Regions from separate parts of the Homo sapiens genome. Here region 2 is linked to region 1. A link is a contact called in ENCODE Hi-C or POLR2A ChIA-PET data. All regions are on one chromosome and are shown on one strand. The core of a region is the stretch at or near the end of the contact, and the rest is flanking DNA. Distances in the headings are between cores, read along the strand shown. Region 1 holds the start of HIPK2 (homeodomain interacting protein kinase 2). Region 2 holds the start of BRAF (B-Raf proto-oncogene, serine/threonine kinase).

What was found. A loop is a pair of places that touch in the nucleus more often than their neighbours do. ChIA-PET counts read pairs that join two places held with the same protein, here RNA polymerase II (POLR2A). Pooled maps may share reads with other maps.
Region 2: a pooled map shows a loop between it and region 1 (5-fold over the local background). The contact joins the promoter of BRAF here to the promoter of HIPK2 in region 1. A Hi-C loop is called at or near these places in 1 of 37 single-sample maps with no recorded cell type and 7 of 50 pooled maps. POLR2A ChIA-PET finds 5 or more read pairs at or near these places in 1 of 52 experiments (T-cell).

What each region holds. Positions count from the first base shown.
Region 1 is chr7:139,776,748-139,783,006 of GRCh38, forward strand. HIPK2 (homeodomain interacting protein kinase 2) reads right to left here and starts at 1,251. Exons shown (of 15, transcript NM_022740.5): 1 at 858-1,251. The coding sequence starts at 876. It also overlaps a transcript of TBXAS1 not described here. RefSeq lists silencers at 847-936, 1,367-1,596.
Region 2 is chr7:140,922,671-140,929,412 of GRCh38, forward strand. BRAF (B-Raf proto-oncogene, serine/threonine kinase) reads right to left here and starts at 2,259. Exons shown (of 18, transcript NM_004333.6): 1 at 1,896-2,259. The coding sequence starts at 2,033. LOC105375536 (a long non-coding RNA gene) reads left to right here and starts at 2,422. Exons shown (of 5, transcript XR_002956518.2): 1 at 2,422-3,832; 2 at 4,401-4,519. RefSeq lists a silencer at 2,082-2,151.

The DNA of each region.
Region 1 (6,259 bases), core at 1-2,500:
ACACATCGAAGTGTAAAAACTTAGTTGATTCTGGGTTGCTTTCTGGCTGGAAGCTGACAGAACGGACTGAAGAGAAACGAAAGACAGTGTGCGAGGCAGACCTACTGCTTTTCTGCCTTGCGTTCTTTTCTTTCTTGCTAAAGGCAGTCAAATGGGGAAAAATACCCCGATGCCAGGTGAAGGTGCACAACACAGATCGACCCAGACCGAGCCAGAAAAACGTCTCCGCCGCTCCCCCGGCTGGAAAACCCAAAGTCCACGTCCCCTTCCACACGCTAATGAGGGGAGATTTTCGCCTATTTCATTGTTCTGCCTGGCTCTGACATGGACTTTTCATCTCTCTCCTCTCTCCCCACCTAGCCCCGTGCATTCCGATTCCACAGCCCCCCCAAAATCGGAGGCTCGCGGAGAATAAAGGAGCGTGGGGTGGGCGCGGAAAGAAATGGGAAGGGGCGCGGGGCGGAGAGCGAAGTGGAAAGGAGGTGCTCCGAAAGGTAATGTGGGGGGGCGGTGGAAGCTAAGCCGCATCACCTTCATTTATCGCAAATAAATAAAAAGCACAGTCACCGGTCCGCCTTCCCCGGCGTCCCTGCCCTCCCCGGGCAGCCGCCCACCCTCGCACACGCCCCCTCCCCTCCTGCGCCCCCGGCCCCTCTCCCCGCCCTGGAAGCAAGACCCTGCCGGCGCCGGGTCCCGGTCATCTTCCGGGCGAGGGAGGGGGTCGCGGCCCCCTCGGGCCCCGGGTGGGGGCTGGGGCAGGCGCCGGGGGCTGCGGGCGCGGGGCCGCGGGCAGAACAAAGCTGCGGGGGCCGCGGAGGGCGGCGGGCGCGGGGTCGGCGGGGCCGGGCGCCCCTTACCTTCGTACACGGGGGCCATCGGGGCCGGGGTGTCCGCGGTTCATGGCAACGGGGACGGGAAAGCGGCGCGCGAGCTCGGCCCCCCCAGCCTCAGTCGGAATCTGCCATCTTGAGCCTGTGTCTCCGCTCTCGGCGCAGCCGAGGCCGCCCGCGCCCGCATCACCGCCTCCCGTGGCCGGCGCCGGGGGAGGGGGCCGGGCGCGCCGCCGCCGCCGCCGCCGCCGCTGCCGCCCGGGCCCGGCGCGGGGGGCTCGGGGCTCGGGGCTCGGGGCGGCCGGGCGGGCGGAGCGGCCGAGGCCGAGGCGCCGAGCGGCCGCGGCCCCCGAGCGGATCCGCGGAGGGGCGGGAGCCGGGGGCAGCGCGCGGCCAGGGCCGGCGGGGCTCAGCTCAGCATGGCTGGGCGCGGGGGCTCCGCAAAAGTTGCTGGCGGAGGGGGGCGGCGGGCGGGGGCGGGGGCGGGGCGCGGGGCCGGGAGAGCCACAGGGAGTCCGCGCGCAATCGAGCGCCGATGGCACGGATGCGAGGCGGGGAAGGCCGAACCGAAGGGCAGAGCCGCGCCGGCGGCCCGAGGGGACCGCGCTGGGAGGGGCTGCCGCGCAGCGCGGGGGGACTGGGCGCAGGGCGGGCCCCGGGTAGTGGGTGAGAGGGCCGGCCTGGACCCGGCGGGCGCACGGCTCCGAGCCCAGCGCAGCCGAGCCGGTCTGCAGAGGGGCCCCCAGAACTTTGTGTGTGTGTGTGCACGCGCGCGCGTGTGTGCCCAGGTGCGAGGGTTCGCGCGTGTGCTGGCGGGGAGGGAACCGACCCGAAAGAGAGCCCCACGCTGGCAAAGTGGCTCGCCCATCTCACAGCCGGTTGGCGCTCGCGGAGGTAGGAGTGGAATGAATGAATGAAGGAGTGGGCGCGCGCCGTGCTCCGGAGGAGGGCGGGTGAGTGGAGGAGCTTCGGAAAGCCACACGAGGTCAGAGGCACCGAAGCCCTGCCGTGCACGCCGCGGAAATGCAGCCCCCGGGGTGGTCGCTGGGTTCCTGCCGGAGTCTGGCTTCCACGCCACCCTGATCTTCTCCTCCTCGCGTCTACACTGTCCCGAGGGCCGCCACTCCATCACTTGAATGGGAGCTCACAACTCTCTGGGTCCTCGCTTTTCTCAGCGCTCTCTCCTATCAGGGCTTCCGCTAAACACTCTCCAGACTCTCCCCAGCCGGGAGCCTCTCCAGGTTTGCTTCTCCAGCTGCCTCCCGGATGCTTGGATAGGATGCCCTGCCATCCCCTCCAACTTAGGAAGACTTGTTGAGTCTCCTCTTAGGCACTGTTTTTAAAACTGTGGGTCGTGACACAGTAATAGATCATAAAATAAATGCAGCGGAAGGCAACCAGCTTTCAAAAAGAACGAAATGGAATCCAATAGAAAATATTAGAGTCCATTGCCCTTAGTAAGGGCAACTATTGTTTCATAAACCTTTTGTTTCGATTATAGGTACTGGACAAGTGTACTGGACCATGATGTCAATTTTATTTCCGTCTGTGAATCGTGGGTTTAAAAAAGTTGAAAAGCTATCTGTGTAAAATAATGATCTCTAACACTGTATAACTTTCTTAAAAACAACCTCGTGATTTTCTCACTACTTCTTATCCTTTCCGGTCTCCATCCTCCGTTCCCATCCTTCAGTCCTTCCCAAAAAAGGCAAGCTCTTTCACACTTTTTTAGTGGTACATCACGACACCTTCCTCTGTGTGATCTTGTACTCTGCGGTCTTCCTTGCCCCCATAATCAATGCTACACTTCCTATCCCTTCTCTTAACCTAATGCCATTCACGTTTGCAGAATCCTAGACTACTGTTGCTAAAAGGACCTCAGAGGTCATCTGGGCCAGCCCTGCCCTTTTAGAGTTGAAGAAATGGAGTCCAGAGAAGTAAAATCTGTTGCCCAATGTCACACAGTATTGAAGCTTAGGAATAGGTCTCGTGGCTCCCACTCTAGTGTTTTTTGCTCCACACCGGTCATTTATCTCCTTCCCTTCTATCCTCCCTGCAATCTTTAACTTTAGTCTTGGCCCAGGTCATCCTAAATATTGCCATCTTCATAATACGTGGTTCTGGCCATGCCACGCTCCTGGCTAACATCCTCTAAGGACTCAACCTCTGCAGGTGGGGCTGAGTGCCTTGGCTTTTCATCAAGGCAGGCGAGTCCTGACTTAGCTTTCTAAGGACATGAGTTCAGCAAGTCACTGCTTCTCTAGCCAAACTGGTTTACTTGTAGCCCAGTGCCAGCTTCACCCATCTCTGTCACTGTGCCTTTGCCCAAGCGGTCACTTTCCCACCCACTTTCCCAGAGGGGTACCTTCTCCATCTTCTCTCTTTAAGCAGATTCTACCTGTGCCTGGCTCACCTCCTCCACAAAACAGCCCGAGATAGCGTGGGAGTAAGTCAGACCTAGGTTCAAATCCTAGCTCTTCCACTTAACTATGTGATCTTGGTCAAAATGCTTAACCTCTCTGAGCCTCAGTGTCTGTATTTTGATTATGAGAAGGAGAACAATAGTAATGTTCTCCTTTTGCATCTGTAAATCTCTATCATAGCCTTCACCACACAGGTATGTAACTCCCTGTTAATACATACCCTACATGCATGTCTCTCTGCCCCTTTCTAGTGCTGGCCATTAGAACTTGCTGCCATAATGGCAGTGTAGCTACTTATGTCTGTGGAGCACATGAAATGTGGCTAGTATGACTGAGGAACTGAATTTTTAATTTTAATAACCATGGGTGGTTAGTGGCTACCATTTTGGACAAGGTGTCTCTAGACTGTAAGCTCAGTAAGGACAGAAACCATGTTTTTCTTGTTTTGGATTGTATGTCCAATAACTGCATTGCCTAACGCATGGTGAGTACTGCACACATATTTGTTGAATGGATGATAGCTGCAATTTGTTGCATGCTCCCTTGTGTCCAGCACAACACTACAAACTCGATAAAAGGCATTTCATATAGTCCTCATCACAGCCTCTGAGGCTGGGTTAGATTAGAGAGAGAGTTTTATATAGAGGGCAGACACATAGTAGGGGTTCAATAAAAGTTATTATTATTCTAACTCCTCCCTCTGACCAGCCCCACTGACTTTTGTCTCATCTTTCCTTAGGCTCACAGAACATTTCCTGCCTGTTGCTCACACTCTGTTGTCCACAGCATACCCGCACCCTAGATGGCTGACTCTTGTCTTCTGTGTAGGTACCCTGTGTTCATAACTGGATTGGCAGCGTCTTGGAGCAAGGCCCTGCTTTATAGGACTGCCCCTGAATTCAGCACTGACCAGTGTTCAGTAACTGCCTCTAAGTCCATCCCAGCTGCTGTCTAGCAGTGAGTGATTCTAGGCAGTCTTAAAATGAATATCACTTGTGTCAACCGAAAACATTTTACAGGTAGTCTCCTCCCCATAAGAAGGGAACAATCTTGGGCAAGGAAATAGAGTCCCATGGAAGGGGAACAAGATGGAGCCATACAGACAGAGGTCCACCTTCTCTTCAGACCACCATGACTGAAGCTGTATCCATGAGATGCAAAACATGCATTCAATTGAGCTAGCGAAGTTCGTATGATATAACGGAAAAATATTCTTGAAATGAGCTTAGATTTTCCTTCATGAATTGGCAGACTGAGTATACTAATTGTCTCCTTTCCTTCCGGTGACTGCAGTCAAGTGGCAGCAAGGTATAAACCTAACAGTGAAATGTCACTGAAGGAGAGCATGGGAGCTGGGAGGAGAGAGGATCTGTGACAGAACCTGGGGAGTACCAGTATTTGAGACATGGGAAGAGGAAAAAGAGCTCCCCATGGACAAGAGGGCAGAGAAGTTGGAGGACAGCCAGGACGGGGGATTCCTCAACATCCCAGCAAGGTCAACAGTGCTGCATGCTATTGAGAGGCCCACGTCAGATGAAAGCAGAAAAGCAGCTGGGTGCTGTGGCTCACGCCTGTAATCCCAGCACTTTGGGAGGCTGAGGCAGGCAGATCACCTGAGGTCAAGAGTTTGAGACCAGCCTGGCCAACATGATGAAACTCCATCTCTACTAAAAACACAAAAAAAATTAGCCAGACGTGGCGGTGGGCACCTGTAATCCCAGCTACTTGGGAGGCTGAGATAGGATAATCGCTTGAACCCAGGAGGCAGAGGTTGCAGTGAGCCGAGTTCTAGTGCCATTGCACTCTAGCCTAGGCAACAAGAGCTAAATTCCATCTCAAAAAAAAAAAAAAAAAAAAAAAGGCAGAAAGGCATCAATTGGATTTAGCAACAAGAGTTGCATTAGTGACTTTGGTGAAACTAGTTTGGAGGGAAATACAGGTTTCTTAAATTCTACCTGAATATGTGTCCTGTTTTATGGGTGGAGATAGTAGAAGGATGGGGAGGGCTAAGGAGGTACCAGAAAAGAGCACCAGAGATTGCTCCAAGCAGAGAGGGCCTTACCAGTCATGGGCCTGAGACAATGAGAGGGGTCTGGGAGCTGTCCCATTTGGCTAGAGATAGTGTGCATTGTATTTTATTTATTTAATAAGCACATTAGCAGTCAGTGTTCTAAGGAGTTTAATCAATCATTTAAAAAAATCACTTTTTTTTTTTTTTAACAGTACATGGAACTCTAGGTTGCCAAAATACCATTTAACTTCAGGGTGCATTGAAGAACAATAATAAAGGCAAGAAAACTGGAAAGGATTTAGTAACCATTTATACCAGTTACCTCTCCTTAATTTGCCTTTCTACAAAATGGTGCAAGTCATATCTTTCTCAGGAGTTGGTAGAGTGAACATGGGGGAGCTTTGACCTCATTTCAAGTTCATTTTGCTTACAGGACATGGAACAAAGGGTCTTTTTTTTTTCATGTATGCCTATAGTTGTGAAACTGCACAACATCACAATATCTTCAAGGCCACAGGATAGAGATAACCCTCTTTTTGGTGTATGCATTTAGGTGTGTATGTCTCTCTTACTCTCAGGGTATTCTTAGCATGATGTCTGTGTGGCTTGTATCTTATTCTCACTTGGTGTGTGTTGCTCTTATTTTCCTGACAGCTCTTTATTTTCCATGTGTGAGCCTGTGCCTGTGGTTTATCTCTGGAGGATGTGCCTGAGGGAGGTAGGTCACTATCTCAAGTTCTGTCTTTTGATATCACACCTCTCTTTTGGTCTCTTGCTGTATCTCTATTTTCCTCTCTTTCTGACTGTGTGTCTAATTTTCTTTTTCTCTGTATCTTTCTATCTTTTCCACACATTCTTTATTTCTTCTTCCTCTCCCTTTATTTTAATTCTGTTTCTTAACAAGTCATAATAGAGACCTATTTTTGTTTGGATTATTCTTAAGAAATTACCTTGTCTTTCTGCTTTAAACCTTTGATCGGTTTCAATGATACAGT
Region 2 (6,742 bases), core at 1,009-3,508, 1.1 Mb after region 1:
ACAAAGGCATATCCGATTCCTGGAGAAAACAGACAGCAGATGTGACCCCTAGTATTTATCCATTAAAAACAATGTATCCTAAAAATAAATTTCCATGTCAAAGGAAACAAAGATGTTTATAAATAAGAAGGAACGTGGAGGTGTGGAGAAGAAAAGAGGAAGCTTCAGAAAGTTAAGTACCAAAAGCCAGGAAACAAGGCAAAATGAATGGTAACTGGAAACAAGGGAAACAGAATAAACTAGGAAATTGAAGTAGAGAAGAGCTTTCTCCTTAGAAATCAAGAAGCTGGGGGAAAGGAACAGATATGAGAGGAAACTGATCTAAGCAAAAATGCATACTGAAAAGTGGAATGATTTTAAGAAACTTAAAAATGAGAAATTTTAGAACAGATCAAATGATGGTACAGAACACATTTTGGGCATGTAACAAAGATGATATAAAGAGTAGAAAACAAACATTATCATAAACAAGCTGATGCTGAATAAAGCAAGCATATTGGATGAATTTCCAAAGATGATGATGCAAAAAAAAAATTGCAGAGAGAATGAGATGTTATGAGAATTGAGAAATTAGATGTTAATAGTAAGTAGCAAAGAGAACTTCGAGCAAAGTCAACAGAGTAAGTCACATTACCTAATCAATAACTGTAAACCACAATTATTATACCATATCTTATTTGTAAAGCATAATAAAGTATTATTTTCTGTAATAAAATACCAAATATTTGTAATAAATTTTATGTAATAAAAAAACGTAAATAATTTGACACAGTGCTAAGAGGCTGACTAATGCAAAAACAGGCTGAGAGAAGCAAGGACTGGAGAGGAAAAAGGAAAAGGAAAAAAATAGGACAAAAAGGAGGACAACACTAAGAAATCAATCAGACCTATAAAAATGGGTAGGAATAAAGAGGTGTGAATGCACAATGGACGACTAGCCAAAAAGTGCCAGTAGTGCAAGCGCGAAAAGAGCCAAGTGAAACCTGATGGAATCTTGACAGCTTCTGGGCTCAGAAAACAAGTAGCTCCAAAGTGTCCAGGAGGATTTGTGAAGATAACAACAGACAACAATGTTAGGGAGTGGTGAGATCAAGTACAGAGCCTCAAGAGGACCAGGGTAAGAGAAGTGCAAAAATGCTCTTAAGTGGGAGCTGGGGTTAGAAGGCAGGCAGGTCCGACAACTGGAAAATGAGCGGGCGGTAGATGGGAATAGAATGGGGGTTACCAATCAGCGACAGAGCGCTGACAAACATTAGGAACAGAGGACCAGAGACCAGAAAAGGCATCGGAAACTGCGATTTAGGATTGAAAAAGTAAAGACTAAATCAAAATAATTTGCTGGGTAAAACAGGTGAAGAGAAATCCCCAAATAGAAAAGTGAAAAAGGGCAGCGGACTGAGAAGGGGGGCAGTCCGGGAGAGGAGAGAGGAAATGATGAGCCCCATCATCCCCACGACCATGTAAGAATTACACGCGACAGTAACTCGGGCTGTTGTCTCAGCCCCAGCAACTAACCTATATCCTCCACGTCGAGGCCGCCGCCGCCCCCACCCCACAGAGATGCAGAGCTGGATACTTCAGCCAATCGTGACCTTCTCGGACCAACCCTGAGTTTCGCCCCCTATTGATAGCCTCCCGCTCAACCACCGCTGCCCCAATCCCCACATCTGGGGTGGGGGCCAGGGAAACCCCCCGGGCCATTGTGTGTGTTTACGTAGGAAGGCGCTGCATGACGGAGAGGGACACGGGGGCGATGCCCACCTCCCAGCCCGCGGAGCTGGCCCGAGAAGGTGGCTGAGGGCATCAAGCCCCCACCGCCGCCTCTTTCCAAAATAAACACCAGCCAGCCGCCGAGCCCGGAGTCGGGAGGGCGGCAGGGTGGCGCCAGCACTCACCTCCTCCGGAATGGCAGGGTCCGCAGCCGAAGAGGCCGCGGCGCCGGCGCCGGCGCCGGCCTCGGGCTCCATGTCCCCGTTGAACAGAGCCTGGCCCGGCTCCGCGCCGCCACCACCGCCACCGCTCAGCGCCGCCATCTTATAACCGAGAGCCGGGGCCCGAGCGGCCGCTGTCGGGCGGGGAGGGGGAAGGGAGGCGGAGAGCTGGGGGAGGCGGAGGCGGAGGCGGAGGCGGAGGAGCGGGGGGCGCGGGGGGCGCGGGGAGGAGCGGCCCGGGCGGCGCCGCGGGCGGAGGGCGCCTGGGCCACCTCAGGTACCGGCCCGCGGCCCCGGGCGCAGCCGAGCCTGAGGGGATTGGGGGAAGGACGCTAGGCGGGGGTGCGGGGGGGAGCGGGGGAAGGGGGCGGAGACGACGAGAAGTCGCCGCGGCAACGGCGTCACCCGCGTGTCACGGTCGTGACGTCACCCCGGTGCGTGACGTAATCTGAGGCGCGCCTTCGCGCCGTCGTCCGGGGAGGGTTTTTTCCCTTCTAACCACCCGCGCTCTCACACTTTGCCTCCGCTCCGCCGTTTCCATGGCTCCGGTTTCCTACTTTCCTCTTGTCTCCTCCGTCCTCAGCCTGTTCTGTAATGTGGGATTTACTAGAAGAGCAGGGCTGGTGTTCGAGGAGGAGAAGTTGAAATCCTAGAGGGAGGAAGGCGGGGAAGCCAATACTACTTGCTATTTCCACTGCAATGAACGTCTCTGTGTCATCAAAATAAGAACTTCAACCCCAAGGTTGAAACAGCCAAGCAGAATTTGATGGAAATATATTTAGGAACAGCTAAATTAGCAGTGCGACGCGTGTTTTCTTTTCATTGAAGAATTCAGCCAGTTAAAACGAGTCTAAATGGAAGTCTGAAAGCTTTTTCTTCATTGTTGAGGAATAAAATATTTCGTGTATTTTTCGTTTTCCAGATTCATTCATTTAACAAATATCAGTTGAGCACTTTCCATGCCGTAGGGCCTGTACAAGGCACATAGCATTCTAGACATCTGAAGCATCAAAACTAATCATTTTTATTTTGAAGAAAATCACTCAAAATATTTTATGTACTTTGTGCCTTTCATGAACAGAATATTCCAAGCATTCTCTGCAAAATACGCATGAAAACAATTGGGAGAGAAGAGGTCAATTATCTTTGAGAAGCCCAATTACAGAATGAAATTCAATTCATTATTAAAAATACATGGATCTAATAAAGAATAAATAATTGGAAAAGAAAAGTTTAAGGAAGAGAGAAACGGGAATGAGAAACAATTACTGTGGGCTCCCAATGGCCTGGAGTGAATCACCAAAGTAACCTAAACATGAAGTCATGAAAAACTAAGTGGATTCTGCCTTTTAGTACTTCCCATCATGGGGGAAGTCACCAGCGACCTCCTTACTGTATTTTGGATGATTCAAGAAATAGAAAGGTGTCCTACTGACTTCTGAAACAGGGTGTCTTCATATTGATTAGGGTCACCGTAAGCCTGGGAGCTGATGCTTACTCTCAGGTAAAGGATGCTGTGTGAGGCTGCTTGATGAATGAGAATACTAACATTCTTCTGCATTGAAAAAATATAACCTATAAGATGAACATTGTAGGCCGGGCGCAGTGGCTCACGCCTGTAATCCCAACACTTTGGGAGTCTGAGGCGGATGGATCACCTGAGGCCAGGAGTTTGAGACCAGCCTGGCCAACGTAGTGAAACCTCATCTCTATTAAAAGTACAAAAAATTAGCCTGGTGTGGTGGTGCACACTTGTAATCCCAGCTACTCAGGAGCCTGAGGCAGGAGAATCATTTGAACCTGGGAGGCAGAGGTTGCAGTGAGCCGAGATTGCACCACTGAACTCCAGCCTGGGCAACAGAGCCAGACTCTGTCTCCAAAAAAAAAAAAACATGAACATGGTATGCTTTGTTAACTTCATTGTACATTCTCCTCCAAGTAGGAAAGTTTCTATGAGGAAATAAATTTAAATCAAAAAGTGGCTTGGCAAATGTAGAGTAAATGATCACAAGGGATGATGTCATCAAGCTAAACTAATCTGAAGCACCCTTTACTATAAGGACATACTTAGAAGCAGACTGAAATAGCACCATTAGCCAGTCATGGCACCTTTTCCCCTTTCATCACCCTTTCATCACCCTTTCATCAGAAACACAACTGGCAAGATTTTTGTTAATTCTCTAACTGTCCTATTTCATTTTTAAAAAATTAGCTGCTAAAAATGTTATATCATTATAACACTTCCTTATAACATTAAAAGTTTTAAAGGCTTTTATCCTCACATTGGTTCCATTTTGAATTCTAGCCTTATTTGTCAGTATCAGTCTGTAGTTCAGATCTTCCATGATTATTTCTCCACAGGATGACTGGTCTCATCCATTTAATATTGATTCTTCTTAGCGTTCTACTCATTTGACATTTTCTGACCTTGCCTTAAAATTCTGGATATATCCTGTTTTACTTCCTTAGGCCATTCTAAAGTCCTACAGTATCCAGATGAGAAACGAGAGAAAGCATAAGCTTTGGAGTCCAAAGATCAGGATTTTAGCGTCAGCACTCCACACCTTAGCTATACAATCTCAAAGCAGGTAAGCTTAAATCCCTGTTTGTTGTTTTGTTTTTTAATCTATAAAATGAAGGTTATAATAATGCTAGCCCAACCTGCCAAACTATCATTGTGAGGATCAAACATTATACTTTCACCCTTTGAAAAATATAAAATTACCCTCTCAGTCAGAATTCAGACAAGGCATAGCAAAGATGGCTTATCTCTGCTCCATGATGTCTGGGGCTTCAGCTGGGAAGACTCAGTGCCTGGGGGTGTCTCAATGGTTGAAGACTGAAATCCTTTGGAGGCATATTTTCTGACATGGCTGGTGGTTGAAGCTGGGACCTCAGATAGGGCAGTCAGCCAGAATACCTAAATCTACTCTTCATGTGGCCTGAGCTTCCTCCTAGCATGGCTGCCTCAGAGTAGTCAGACTTCTTACGAAGCAGCTCAGGGCTTCAAATGCTAGTGTTTCAGTAAACAAGGTTAAAGCTGAATTGCATTTTATGATCTAGCCTCCAAAGCCACACAGCATGACTTCTGCTGCATCATTTTATATTATGAGCAAGTCAGTAAGTCGGGCTCAAATTCAAGGAGAGGGGATATTGAGCCCACTTCTCAATGAAGTGTCAAAGAATTTACAGCCATGTTTTAAAACCACCACGTCATGTTTAAAATAATAAACTGGCTATCTGCAGCCGCACACAAACCTTCTTCCAAAGCGTTCTACACCAGTCAACTTTCTCTCCTCTTTATTACTAGTAATCACCAAGACACATCTCAGTATTTGGCTGTGTCCCCACTCAAATCTCATCTTGAATTCCCATGTGTTGTGGGAGGGACCCCATGGGAGCTGATTGAATTATGGGAGTAGATCTTCCCTGCACTGTTCTCATGATAGTGAATGAGTCTCACAAGATCTGATGGTTTTAAAAACGGGAGTTTCCCTGCACAAACTCTCCCTTTGCCTGCTACCATCCGTGTAATACGTTGACTTGCTCCTCCTTGCCTTCTGCCATGATTGTGAGGCTTCCCCAGCCACAGCCATGTGGAACTGTAAGTCTAATTAAACCTCTTTTATAAATTGCCCAGTCTCGGGTATGTCTTTATCAGCAGTGTGAAAATGGACTAATACAGTATGCTAATGAACAAGCCCTTACCTTCTTTTTTCAGCTTCTGAGGCCTCCACTGCATGCATAAATAGATACAAGTCCTTTGCCATTGGACACAGCCTGTCTTCTGAGCACCTCCCCCAAACCCCCAGTGCTGCCATAGGCAGTGTTGATGTGCTGAAACCCTCTACACAAAACAGTGTCCCTGCAGCCCATAGCCCATAATGAGCTAAGCTGGTGTGTAGTCTGAGCCAAAACTGAACACCTCCCTTTTGTGTTGTAATGTGCCATATGGGCATCAAAGCAGCATTATCTTGCATTCTAAAGTCTTAGAGACATTTTAATCAACACAGCTCTTTTAGGTTTTCTTCAAAATCCCCTTTCGCCCTAAGGCATTCATGTATTCACAGGAAGTTGGAAAACAAATCTAGGTGAGAGGTACTGCTCAAGCATTGCTTCAGTTGATGACTGAGACACTATTCAGAGCTTTACTGCCAGGTCTGACCCTTTCTTCCCCGGACACAAGTTTATTTCCTACCAGCATTTCTATCTCGAATCTTGCATTCTATTTTAATGGATGCTGGAGAGTCCCACCAGCCAGCCAGGCCTGCCCAGCCAGGTCTGATCCCACACTGATATGATCAACTACTGGAAAACAAGCAAGCAGCCTCTAGGAAGCTTCTGCAGTGCCAACCAGATTCAATGATGTATAACTGATCATAGTTCAATATTTTCTATATGAATCAAGGTCATTATTATGAATAACAACACCTCCTGTATTGTTTAATGGAGGGCTGCTTCCAGAAGCTATTTGGGTGCGAACAGAAAATAGAATTATAGAGCTGATTCAGCACAACTCTCCCACTGAGAAATGCTCAGAAACCCCTTTGTGGAATTCCAGACTCTGTCTAAATACTTTAATGATGGGGACCTTACTAATATAGTACATCCAACTCTAACAGTTTCTGAAGTTGAATTGAAATCCTCCTCTTTATGACATCTATATTCTGGTCTGAGTTTTGCCTTCTAGAGGAACACAGGATAAGCCTATTTCTTATTCTGTGTAACTGCTTTTAAGTGTTTGAAGGAAACTGTTTGCTTTAGCATTTTCTCTCCCGAGCATTTTCTCTTCTTGCTGTATACTCTTTTCA